3 separate regions of the Homo sapiens genome follow, and all the other regions are linked to region 2. A link is a loop called in an ENCODE intact Hi-C map of the cell type or tissue named here. Cell type or tissue: MCF 10A. All regions are shown on one strand.

Region 1 (2,500 bases), 800 kb after region 2:
CTGAGCAGAAGTTTTAACTGAATGCAGAAATGTGCCACGAAAGGAAGGTTTGATAGAGAAAAATCTCAGAGCTTCGTAAACCTGGGAGAGATGACCAATTTTCTCCTTGTCATATTCCCTGGGCCGAAAACTACACATCTTCAAACACGAGCTGTGAAACCATCTCAGAGGGTAACAGAGGCTGGACACTTTGGAACTCTGGTCAGGGCTTTGCCTCGTGTCTAACTATAGAAATGACAGCATTTCAGAGGAAATGTTTACCCTGGGAGGATGCAATCTACATGGTGAATTGGCTAGACAATCAGTTCCTCAATTGCACCTTCCTAGTCTTACCAGCCAAAAAGAGACAGTGAGACAGTGGATGCTCCATGGAATCCAATTATGTTTTCAGGTTTTTTTTTTTTTCTTTTTTTGAGACAGAGTCTTGCTTTGTTGCCCAGGCTGGAGCACAGTGGCACTATCTCAGCTCACTGAAAGCTCCACCTCCCAGCTTCATGCCATTCTCCTGCCTCAGCCTCCTGAGTAGCTGGGACAACAGGCACCCACCACCACGCCTGGCTAATTTTTTGTATTTTTAGTAGAGACGGGGTTTCACCCATGTTAGCCAAGATGGTCTCGATCTCCTGACCTCGTGATCCACCCGCCTCGGCCTCCCAAAGTGCTGGGATTACAGGCGTGAGCCACCGTGCCCGGCCTCAGGTTTCTTTTTCTTGAGGTTTTATACACAAAGTACCATTAACTCAGCGATACGGAAATACTCCACCAACCACAATCAAATACACCTCCCACTTTACTATCTCTAGCCCCACATGTCCACATTTCTGCTTGATGACTCAAACATCTTCAAGTCGACATATTTCAAACAAACTCATGATGTTCTATCCACTATCCATATACTCTATAAGCATTCTGCTTATTCTCTTCCCTCTCTCAGTGGCTGACCTCCACCATCTACTGGTAATAAAATCTACAACACTAGAAATCAGCCTTGGTCCAGTCCATCACCAAATCCAAATCACCATCTTCTTCCACCTGGATAATAACAGACTCCTAGCTACTTTCCTTGCAGTCCTCTTGCTACCTCTTATGCACTTTCCACTCTGTTAGAGAAACAGAAAAAACTGGACATAGATTTACTATAAGAAATTGACTCACACAATTACAGAAGCTGAAAAGTCCCATGATCTGCTGTCTGCAAGCTGGAGATCCGGGAGAGCTGATGGTGTTGTTCCAGTTCATGTCAGAAGGACTGAGAACCAAGGAGTAGATGGTATTAATATAAATTCCAATCTGAAGGCAGAAGACTAATGTCTCAAGTAGGCAGGCAGGCAGGCAACGTTATCTCTTGCTCAGTTTTTTGTTCTATACAGGTTATCAATAGATTAGATGAAACTCACTCGCATTAAGGAGGAACCTGTTTTATTCTTCAGATTCAAATGTTAATCTCATCCAGAAACACCCTCACAGACACACCTAGAATAATGTTTGACCAAATGTATGGGTACCTGTGGTTTAGTCAAGTTGAAAAATAAAATTAACCATCACAGGAATATTTTTTGCCCGCTTATACCACCAATCCATTTAAAATCCTTATTCTGCAAAGCCATACCTCACTTGCTTCCTACATCTTTTTTTTTTTTTTTTTTTTGAGATGAAGTTTTTGCTCTGGTGCCCAGACTGGAGTGCAGTGGCACAATCTCGGCTCACTGCAACCTCCGCCTCCTGGGTTCAAGCGATTCTCCTGCCTCAGCCTCCCCAGTAGCTGGGATTACAGGCACCCACCATCACACCTGGCTAGTTTTTGCATTTTTAGTAGAGACAGGGTTTCACCATGTTGGCCAGGCTGATTTCAAACTCTTAACCTCAGGTGATCAACCTGCCTTGGCCTCCCAAAGTGCTGGAATTACAGGCATGAACCACCGCGCCCAGCCTTGCCTCTTATTAATACCACATTATCTACTTTGTTTAAATTTCTTTTAACTCATAAAATTACTTTCTTTCTAAAAGTCTTTATGCTGAATGCTGGTCCTTCTGCGTCTCTGTGCCCCTTAAGCCCAGTATAATCCATGTTTATTAACTAAATCAACTAGCTCTACACTGGGAAAGAAGAGCTGATTCAAAATGATGTTTTGTAATGGCCAAGCTTGCCTTTCATAGAAGCAAATCTCAAAATGGTTTTGCTCTAGAGGACATATCACTGCTTTCTGAGAGAAATAGTCTTCAAATGAGACTATCCAATACATTTCTTAAGTCTTTAGAGTAGAAGCCTAGAATATTATGAATAGATTTTTCTTTCAACAGATCTCTACAAACTCAGCAGATTCATTGGTAAAACTTAAATACCTGTTTCAGATAAGAAGGAGCTTGAGTTTCAAAGTGACCCTTATTTGACTTAAAAGTAGAACTTATATAATTAGAGAAGATTATGTTCCTTCTTCCTATTTTCTGGTGCTTATTTTATTTAAGCCAATCTCTATAATGCAAGTTGAAACTGGTTGAA
Region 2 (2,500 bases):
TGGAAGCCCCAATTCTTCATATAAACTCTTGTCAAATCTCTGGTTGACCCCTAAACTATGCAAGTATGAAGGCTAAAATAATTGAACAGAGATTTCAGTGGCTGCCCAATGCAATGGAGGCAGAATTTGGAGTTTCAATAAAGTCAAGTGTTGGCTAAAATAAACAAATAACAATGACAGAAACAGATTTCAGAGGAACAGAACACAGATAGAAACTATGATGTACAATATGCAGGATACCTATCAAAATTCCTAGACACAGACATATGAACAAATAGGAAAATGTGAAGATACTTAAGGCAATAAACCAAGGCAACCCCAAGATAATCCAAATGTTAGAATTAGCAGCAAGGATTTTAAAACAGGTGTTATAATTATGTTCAACCATGTAGAGTACAATGTGTTCATAATGAGTCATCATAGTCTATGTTCTTCATGAACATTCCATAATGCCTCCTAGACTTTTGTTAGTGTGTTTTCCACATAACAGATTTAAAAAGTGAAGGACAGAAAAGTGTCTTGCCTAAATTATTTGTACAGCTATGATAGAGTTGAGGACAAAGTCCAGGTAATCTTATTCCCTAAGTAGATTTTCCATAGAGGTTAGGAGCTCAGATGCCATAGTATATCTGTCTTGGTTTGAATCACTTACTAGCTATATTAATATATTTAATTAATCTAAGCCACCTTTTCCTTAAATAAATTACTATGAGAACTACACATGCTATTGCATATAAAATGCTTGACAAAAGTGTTTGACACATAGTCCCCAATAACATTTTTGTTACAATCACTGTTGTCATCATCATTATCATGCCATCCTATATTCATATGTGGAATTCTGCTTTATTGGTGAAATTTAATTACTACATTAATTAGTGAAAAGGGAAGAATCTACCCTGGGAGTCTGTTTCTTCATGTATTTATTTAAAATTTAGTAAGCACCTACTTCGTACAAGAAACTGTGCTTGATCTAGGAGAGACATAGGCATATATAAGACATGATGGTTGTTATCAATGGACTGTAATAACTAATTTTAAAAATTAAATAATTTGCATAGAAGGGAAACCAATAAACTCCAGAACTATATTTTTCTGATTTTTCATAGTTGGTATAGATGAGATGATTAAAGTTTCACAGGTGTAATAATCCCCTTAATGTCAGTAACAAATAGTCATCCAGTTCCTCTTTGGGGGTTGCTCAACCCTACAGGAAGTGGAAGCAAATTATAGAGCCACTCCTCTGAAAACATGTACACACCAACACAATTTTGAACTCAAATGTAGGGATTTACTGACTCTCAAACTCTATTTACAGACTCTCCATTGCAGACACCTCTACTTTTAATAATGCAAAACTGGCTCCTTCAAAGTTACCCACTTTACTGTAAAGCAGCCCCTTTATTGTCGAATAGCTCAAAGGTGAGAAAAAACTTCCTCAGAGCTGAAATTTGCATCTTTGAACCTTCCACCTGTTCAGTGGTCCTCCTTCTGTCCTGCAGAGGGCAGCCTGCACCATTCTGCATGACCACAGCCCTGCAAGTATTTGAAGATAGTTTGTTCTGCCTTGGCTGTCTCTGGGCTGAATGTCTCCATTTCTTTCTGTGGTTATTCATTTCTCATGGGATGCAGACCATTTATCAGCCTGATTGCCTTCCTCTAATTGTGCACTAGCTCTGTGAGTTGTTTCCTTTAGTCACACAGTAATATATACTTACTGTAAATTAAGATCAAACCAAAACCCAAACAAAGGAAAAATTATAGGGTTTTGTATGGGGGGATAAAAGTAAATGTGTATATATGTATTACTTAGGCAAATCACATTCTTATGAACGATGATTGTTAAAGGTTTGCAGATGCCATTCCAGACAATGACTAGGCATGTGCTGTGCATTTATCTGTATACACACGTGTTTTTTTCCTACTCAAATTGCACTGTTCTCTAGCTTTTAAAAGCTTAATCTATGATAGACATTGTTTTACCTTAAGCTATAGATTACCTCGTTGGGTCACATGGCATCAAAAGTATAGAGTTGAGAACAGAACACAACATTTTAATTATTTAACTTAGAATCAGCGCTGTTGTTACAGTCATAATAGTTTTATTTGTTCAACAAATATGTATTGAAGACATACTGTGTTAAGTGCTGCGATAAGAACATACACTGTGAAGATATGAACCTTACCCTCAAGAAACTCATTATCTAGTGGCAAAGACAGATAATCTGACAAAAAATGTGGTAAGTTTATGATTGCACTGAATTTGTTTCCAACTTCGGGTCATATTTTCTTCTCCTTGTCTTTGTAAACTAACCTTTAGCATATCTTTTTGAAGTTAGGCTAATCTTTAAATACATGATCTTTTGTCTTCCCAAATACATGCCTTTGAAGATGTAAGAGCCATGCAAAAAAAAATAATAATAATAAGGGAGTGTAAATCTCACCATATAGATGGTGGCCCAAGTGAACAAACACATACCGAGAGTTTTTCTAGATACCA
Region 3 (2,500 bases), 450 kb after region 2:
ATGATAACAGTTCATACATTAGAAGCTTGTTGTATGACTAAATAATAGTGGCTGGTATATATTATGTTACACACACACACACACAGAGCCTTATGCCACATATTGATAATGGGGGTTCGATAAGATTATTGATGGAGCTGAAAAATTTCTATAGCCTGGTGATGTCATAGTCGTCGTCTTATGGTATTGAAACATGTTACTCATGTGTTTGCAGTGATGCTGGTATAAACAAACCTACCAAGCTGCCAGTTGTATAAAAGTATAGCACATACAATTATGTATGGTACATAATACATGATAATGATAAGAAATGGCTATGTTATGGTTTATGTAATTACTATACTTTTTATTATTTTAGAGTCTATGCCTTCTGTTTATTAAAAAAAAAAGTTACATTTAAACAGCCTCAGGCAGGTCCTTTAGAGGTATTTCAGAACAAGACATTGTCATCATAGGAGATGACAACTTCGTACACATTATTGCTCCTGAAGATCTTCCAGTGGGACAAGATGTGGAGGTGGAAGACAGCGTTGTTGGTGATCCTGACCCTGTGTAGCCCTAGGCTAATGTGTGTGTCTGTATCTTTGTTTTTATCAAAAAGTTTAAAGTGGGCCAGGCACAATGGCTCACGCCTGTATTCCCAGCACTTTGGGAGGCCATGGCGGCGGGTGGATCACCTGAGGTCAGGAGTTCGAGACCAGCCTGACCAACATGGTGAAACCCCATATCTACTAAATACAAAAGATCAGCCGGGTGTGGTGGCATGTACCTGTAATCTCAGCTACTTAAGAAGCTGAGGCAGGAGAATCACTTGAACCCGGGAGGCAGAGGTTTCAGTGAGTCAAGATTTTGCCATTGCACTCCAGCCTGGGCAACAAGAGTGAAACTCTATCTCAGGGAAAAAAAAAGTTTAATGCATATGAAAAAAATTTTTTAATAAAACTTATAGAATAAGGGTATAAAGAAAGAAAATATTTGTGTACAGCTGTATGATGCATTTGTGCTTAAGCCAAGTTTTATTACAAAAGAGTCAAAATGCTTACAAAAATAAAAGTTTATAAAGTAAAAGTTACAGTAAGCTAAGATTAATATATTATTGAGGATAAAATTTTAAAATAAATTTAGTGTAGCCTAAGTGTACCGTTTTTATAAAGTCTACAGTAGTGTTCAGCAATATCCTAGGCTCTCACATTCACTCACCACTCACTCGCTGACTTACCCAGGGAGAGAAACTTCCAGTCCCGCAAGCTCCATTCAAGAAAGTGCCCTATACAGGTGAAACTTTGTATTTTAAATCTTTTGTACCATATTTTTACTGTATGTTTTCTGTTTAGATACACAAAAACTTCCCATTGCATCACAGTTGCCTACTGTATTAAGTACAGTAACGTGCTATACACATTTATAGCCTATGAGCAATAAGCTATATCATACAGCCTGGGTGTGTAGCACGCTCTACTATCTAGGTTTGTGTAAGTACACGCTATGTTAGCACAACGATGAAATTGCCTAATGATGCATTCCTCAGAACACGTGCCTATTGTGAAATGACGCATGGCTGTATATACAGTCAGCCCTCTGTATCTGTGGGTTTCCCGTCTGTGTATTCAATCAACCACAGATAGAAAGTATTTAAAACAAAAAAGAAAAGAAAAAGGATAGTTGCATCTGTACTGAACACATACAGACTTTTTACTTGTCATTATTCCCTAAACAATACAGTGTAATAACTGTTTACAAAGCATTTGCATTGTATTAGGCATTAAAAATAATCTAGATATGATTTAAAGTGTATAAGAAAATGTGTGTATATTATATACAAGGACTACACCATTTTATAAGACACTTGAGCATCTGTGGATTTTGGTATCTGCAGGGGGTCCTGAAACCAATCTGCTGCAGATACTAAGGGATGACTCTCTATATACATGTATGTGTTTGCTAGTACTATCATATTTTGAAATTTTGCAGGGCAAAAAATATCATCCAAGTCTAATATTTTCTTTTTTGTTGAAATGTTCTTAAATTTTGGACGAGAATAAACTAATGCCTTGGGAAATGTTGCTGTGATTTCATGAGAAGTTGTTGTGCCACGTTTTAATTCATAGTTAATGTCTAGAGCTTTGTATAAACCATTTGAAAAGGTGTTGCAACATGTCCCTGTTAGCAACTTTAGTTCTTTTAGCACTACGTATATTGAATGTATTAGGAGTTTCTCAAATGCAAGAAATACTAGGTCACACTGATAAAATACTTACCTTTGTATGGCTCCTGTTTCAGACTCTAAGACATTTGCTATCTTGCAGCATTACATTATCATCTCAGTATAACAGTGATAGATAGCAACAAGACACTCATATCTACCCCATCCATACATTCAACAAGCATTTTTTGAGGTCCAGACATCAGAAATAAAGTGGTGAAGAATGGACGGGGTCTTCAACCTCTTAGAGCCTACAGTCTGGTGGGACAAGAAGACACTGAATACATGTGGCAAAAG

What was found. Peaks named below come from ENCODE experiments on the same cell type or tissue, not always from the same donor. Only the 100,000 strongest peaks of a DNase experiment are listed, where the experiment ranks them.
Region 1: it touches region 2 in a loop (9-fold over the local background); 2 of 110 quality-filtered maps call a loop at or near these places.
Region 3: a loop joins it to region 2, with 2.4 times the contacts of the local background. A loop is called at or near these places in 2 of 110 quality-filtered maps.

The regions. Positions count from the first base shown.
Region 1 is chr5:156,741,481-156,743,980 of GRCh38, forward strand. All of the region lies in intron 7 of SGCD (sarcoglycan delta), which reads left to right. It overlaps LOC105377673 (a long non-coding RNA gene), which reads right to left and starts at 1,314. Exons shown (of 5, transcript XR_007059015.1): 1 at 1,156-1,314. In MCF 10A, no CTCF peak of the experiment used is centred here; no DNase peak of the experiment used is centred here.
Region 2 is chr5:155,942,506-155,945,005 of GRCh38, forward strand. It overlaps a transcript of SGCD not described here. Among named protein-coding and RNA genes, the nearest start is that of SGCD, 380 kb to the right of the region's middle. In MCF 10A, a CTCF peak has its summit at 1,498 (motif pointing right); no DNase peak of the experiment used is centred here.
Region 3 is chr5:156,389,836-156,392,335 of GRCh38, forward strand. The region is part of intron 3 of SGCD (sarcoglycan delta); the gene reads left to right. Among named protein-coding and RNA genes, the nearest start is that of SGCD, 64 kb to the left of the region's middle. In MCF 10A, no CTCF peak of the experiment used is centred here; a DNase peak (open chromatin) is centred at 1,516.